Linked DNA regions of Homo sapiens: region 1 is linked to region 2. Evidence: read pairs that join two places in POLR2A ChIA-PET (ENCODE). Cell type or tissue: Panc1. All regions are shown on one strand. Links, peaks and the distances in the headings refer to the core of each region. The heading gives the core; the rest is flanking DNA. Region 1 has its middle 6.9 kb from the start of ELMOD1. Region 2 overlaps ELMOD1 (ELMO domain containing 1).

Region 1 (2,820 bases), core at 153-2,652, 59 kb after region 2:
GACAGTAAGTACTTGGCAAACAACGTGGATATAGTGAAAACTTTGAATCAGGCCCTAGTTATTTAAGAGAATTCTGCTGGACGTTTAGTTTAGAAGAATTAAAAAACTAGAGACAAAATCTCAGGCAAAATTACATTTCAAACAGATGGCTTGGTCATATTAAACTATTGAAAGGACACGACTAATACATTCTAACAATAGTTATTAGGCATTACAACATTTTAACAAGTTTCTTATTCTGGTATGTATGGCAAATTTGTGAGGTTGTTTTATTCCAAAATATTTTCTAATGCAAAAAATCCACATTTATACCCCACATGAGGATTGTATGATTTGACTTAATCTTTCTACTATTTACCTCACAATAAACATAAACACTAAGGCTTATTTGTGCCTATGGAACAGAAGTTTATTTTTATCTCAAAACTGAAGAATTCTGTCACTTTTGTCACCCAGCCTGGAGTGCAATGGTACGATCTCGGCTCACTGAAACTTCTGCCTCCTGGGTTCAAGCGATTCTTGTGCCTCAGCCTCCCAAGTAGCTGGGATTACAGGCATGCACCACCACGCCCAGCTAATTTTTGTATTTTTTAGTAGAGATGGTGTTTTGCCATGTTGTCCAAGCTGGTCTTGAACTCCTGACCTCAAATGATCCACCCACCTTGCCCTCCCAAAGTGCTGGGATTACAGGCCTGAGCCACTGTGGCCAGTCCTCTTTTTCTAGAATCTGCCAGCTTGTGGTAGAAAGATTTTAAAAAGTAATAAAATGTGTTCTTTTCCTTTTGTTTACATTTTGAAAAAAAATTTTTAAATATTTTTATAAATTTGAATAAAATCCTATATTATATGAGCTGTTAGCAACAAATTCTGTACTAAAGCAAAGAAAGGTAATCTTGCCACTTTGCAGTTATTTTCATAAGTCTAAAGCAAGAAATTTCCTCCATATTTTTGAAAATGTGAGTTGGTGGTGTCCTTTAATAAAGTCATGGATGAATGGATGGATGATGAGGGACAGATAGGTGAGTGAATGGCTGGATAGATGGAGAGAGAAAGGGAAGAATAAATGAATAATGTAACTCACACATGGATAGGGCATTCATCTGTTCAGAATTTTCTGAGATCATCTAGATTTCAAATATTTTCTCTCACTGTCAGATTGTGTTTCAGACAATAGATCTCAATTTTTGGTTTGTAAATTTTAATATACAAAATATACATGGAGACATTTCTCCTGCTTATTTACTATGGAAACTGAAAAAGATGAAGATTACTGTGACATCCTGTCTTCATTTAACACTTGCTGAGTGCTATGTGCTAGGTTCTGGTGAGCACTGGAGATATGAAGATAAATAATGTGGAGACTGCCTTCAAGAAGCTCACAGCTTGGTAGTAGAAGAAAGTGATGGAAGCAGATAAACAATGCAAAGAAGTACATGGTGGACTAGAGATATGAACAGCTTTCTGATGGGAGCCCATTGGAAGGAGTGTTTATGATCCATTTTTCTTTAGTATGTCCCAGAATTTCCTACACACAATAAAAATATTCCACCAAGGAGCATGCCTACTCTTAGCTCAGTGACACATCATGACAGTGCCCTGTTACTCATGCAGTACAAGTATGTAGGTCACATAAAAGTCTGTGGCTTTACATTTCATGGCATCATGTATTGAAGTGTACTAATCACAATATAGAGCAGCCTGGAGCAATGTGCCCATGAAAGTTTTGACTTTTCAGCTCTTGAAATTCCACATAACAGCTGTGTTTAGAACACCTGTTCTTTGCTTTTTTACTCTCGAAAGGGCATTTCTTCTATGAAGCATCTCTGAAACTCGAAAACGTTATTTATGACTTCACCAGGATTAACTTCCTTTACTTCAATTCAATAAGATTTCTTGAGTGCCTACTATAAATAAGACACATATCTAGAGAGATTACACATGTTTAGGTCCTAAAAATTGGTTGTAGCCCAAATATAATAATAAAATTACCTGAAGGTAATAAAAAGGGATAAAAATAACTAACATACATGCTCTTACTATGTGCCAGGCACTATCCTAAGCACTTTACATATTAACTCAATGAAAATGACATAGGGGGCTCCCACAAGCCTCTGACTTGATTGTTTTCTATGGTCTTCGGAATAAAGGAGATAAGAGATTTTGTTGAATGTACAGAGAAATAAAGTCCCCTTTTAAAGTCCCTTTTTTACTTGTCAGATCACTTTATCTGGTATTTCTTTAGCGCCAGTATAGAAGGCACTACCGTAGATGGTAGAATTATCAGTAATTTTTAATGGCAGAGAAGCAGCCAGTGATAATAGGGAGAAATTTGGAGGCTCAGGAGGCACCAGTAGGTGAACAAATTTGCCTTTTTTTTTTTTACTTATAATGTCTATCCTTTTATGAAAATAAGAATTGTGCTTTAGTTAAATAGAATTCAATTATATTTTTCCTGTTCCCTATTTCACTCTTATCTCTAGATCAAAGTTCTGAGTTACTCGAGTCTCTCATATGTGAAAGTAGACAGGTATCCTAAAATAAGAAAGGAGGAGGACGAACACCCAAGAGAAAAACAGAAATTACAACAAATGCCATCACACTCTCAACATCCCAGTGCAGAGTCAGCTTCAAGTGAGAGAAGTAAGTTGCAAAATTACCCGCAAAGGCTTTTGTTGTTGTTGTTGTTCTCATAAAAATGGCAGAAAAATTCACTAAAGAGCGGCTAGTAGCTCAATCTTAATGAAACATAATTCATAATTCCATGGAATATTGGGGACATGAACTAAAGATATTTTCTTCCGTGAGTGGAGAATTTGGTAG
Region 2 (2,820 bases), core at 97-2,596:
TCTCAAAAAAAAAGAAAAAAAAGTATATATATATATATCTTGTTTCATCGAGTGAGTGCAGCAAGATGGCAAAAGCAGGCGCTTCATTTCCGTAGGTGGGTGACAAACCTTACTCATTGGGTGAATGCTTATAGCGTGGGATGCTTATTAAATGCTTAGTAAAACATTTGAATAATAAAATGCTTTTTTTTTTTTTCTTTGGAGACAGGGTCTCACTCTGCCGCCCAGGCTGGAGTGTAGTGGCATGATCTCAGCTCACTGCAACCTCTGCTTCCTGGGTACAAGGGATTCTTGTGCCTCAGCCTCCCAAGTAGCTGGGACTACAGGTGTGTACCACCATGCCCAGCTCATTTTCGTATTTTTTATTTTATTTTATTTTATTTTTTAGTAGAGACAGGGTTTCGCCATGTTGGCCAGGCTGGTGTCAAACTCCTGACCTCAAGTGATCCACCTGCCTCGGCCTCCCAAAGTTCTAGGATTACAGATATGACCCACCGTGCCTGGCCTGAATAATAAAATGCTTTAAAAAGAAATTTCATTTTAATAATTTTATGGATCATGAAAGGCTAGACAAATGGCTAAAAAGTGTTCTTAATTAAGTTGTTAATCTTCAGATGATGGCACTGTGGTGATGGCAGAGGGCATGGCAATGCTGAGGTGGACCAGGCTGGGCACCTGGCCTGACGATTCTTTTGATGAAATGGACAGTACGCTAGCTGTTCAGCAGTATACGCAACAGAACATAAGAGTCAAGATTGCTCCAATACTGACAAAAATCTTGAGCCACCTGAAGGCCAAGATGCAGGTATATGGAAGTATGAACATTTAAGGTAATTCTGCCTTGAGCTAAATGGACTTGCTGTCAAACTTCAGACTGAATGCCGTCCAGATACTTGTACTCAAATGACAGCAACTGAACAATGGAGTTTTCTTTGTGTGGCTCATAAAACTCCAAGAGTGTTCTACTACAGACTATACTAGACACAGACTTGATGGTGCTGTGTCTTCTGAAAAGCAGTAACTATTTCCCCAGCAGGGTTAGTATAAAGGAATCATCTATAGCAAAACTTGGACCAGCATACTTTAAGATTTCCAGAATATTTTCACATGCTTTTTTTTTTTTTTTTTCCTAGATGGAGTCTCATTCTGTCACCCAGGCTGGAGTGCACTGGTGTGATCTCAGCTCACTGCAACTTCTGCTTCCCGGGTTAAAGCGATTCTCCTTCCTCAGCCTCCTGAGTAGCTGGGATTACAGGTGCCAGCCACAATGCCCAGCTAATTTTTGTGTTTTTAGTAGAGATGAGGTTTCACCATGTTGGTCAGGATGGGGTTTCACCATGTTGGCCAGGCTGGTCTCGAACTCCTGACCTCAAGTGATCTGCTGGTCTCGGCCTCCCAAATTGCTGGGATTACAGGCGTGAGCCACTGTGCCTGGCCACATGCTTCTTTTTATTACTCCAGATATTGGATGAATATGAAAACGAAACATTTTTGTGTCATTTTGTATCACTAAGTTTGTGATAAAAGAAAATTTGATGTCCAAGGATAACCTGATTGTACCAACTTTAGAAGAGGAAGTTCAGAATTCAGTTTCTGGAGAAAGTAGCATGAAGGGGAATCACAAAGAAAAATATAACGATCACATGATTAACATTAATTATGTACGGTATGTATCATTTTAGACCCATCAATCATGTATCTGTATTCTAGCTTCTTCGTTTAGTATAGTTGTCTGCTGTGTTTGCCTTTTATAATGGGAAAATTTTTTAAAGTTATTCATAAGCTGTATATTCACCAGTGTGGCACTCATTATTTTTAAATAAGATTAGTATTGCTGGGCGCGGTGGCTCACACCTGTAATCTCAGCACTTTGGGAGGCTGAGGTGGATCACGAGGTCGGGAGTTGAAGACCAGCCTGGCCAAGACGGTGAAACCCCGTCTCTACTAAAAATACAAAAAAAATTAGCTGGGTGTGGTGGCGGGTGCCTGTAATCCCAGCTACTTGGGAGGCTGAGGCAGAGAATTGATTGAACCTGGGAGGTGGAGGTTGCAGTGAGCCGAGATCGTGCCACTGCACTCCAGCCTGGGTGACAGAGTGAGACTCCATCTCAAAAATAAATAAGTAAATAAGATTAGTATTATCTGTTTATAATGTCTGTTAATAAAAGAACTTACAGTTTGGTAAAATTGCTGCTAACCAAATATTGGATTATAATCCTCATCAGACAAACCCATCTATTAAAAAATGAGTGAGGGGCCACGTGCGGTGGCTCAGGCCTGTAATCCCAGCACTTTGGGAGGCCAAGGCAGGTGGATCATGAGGTCAGGAGTTCAAGATCAGCCTGGCTAAGATGGTGAAACCCTGTCTCTACTCAAAATACAAAAATTAGCCGGGCATGGTGGCAGGTGCCTGTAATCCCAGCTACTTGGGAGGCTGAGGCAGAGAATTGCTTGAACCCGGGAGGCAGAGGTTGCAGTGAGCTGAGATGGCACCACTGCACTCCAGCCTGGGTGACAGAGTGAGACTCCATCTAAAAAAAAAAAAAAAAAAAAAAAAGAGTAAGCTCATACAATCCATTTACTAAAAAGGTAGTAATGTTTTCCTTTGATTTTACCTCTGAGTTTAGATATTGTAAGTTCTGTAGTACATAGTTCCATCTTACCTGAAATGTTTTTATCTCATTTTGGGAAATGAGTTTTTAATATGCATATAGGATTATGTATAATCTAAATATAAGTGCAAATGAAGCATTAGTAATACTTAAATAATCTTACTATGCTACATAAAGTATATTCTAGGCTAGCATACTTGGACAGGAT

Evidence for each region. ChIA-PET counts read pairs that join two places held together with the same protein. Peaks named below come from ENCODE experiments on the same cell type or tissue, not always from the same donor. Only the 100,000 strongest peaks of a DNase experiment are listed, where the experiment ranks them.
Region 1: POLR2A ChIA-PET joins it to region 2 with 6 read pairs; 4 of 35 experiments call an interaction of 5 or more read pairs at or near these places.

Annotation. Positions count from the first base shown.
Region 1 is chr11:107,582,799-107,585,618 of GRCh38, reverse strand. No RefSeq gene overlaps it. Among named protein-coding and RNA genes, the nearest start is that of ELMOD1, 6.9 kb to the left of the region's middle. In Panc1, for the core only: no CTCF peak of the experiment used is centred there; a DNase peak (open chromatin) is centred at 1,588.
Region 2 is chr11:107,641,677-107,644,496 of GRCh38, reverse strand. The region is part of intron 6 of ELMOD1 (ELMO domain containing 1); the gene reads right to left. It also overlaps the pseudogene LOC107984382. Among named protein-coding and RNA genes, the nearest start is that of ELMOD1, 52 kb to the right of the region's middle. In Panc1, for the core only: no CTCF peak of the experiment used is centred there; no DNase peak of the experiment used is centred there.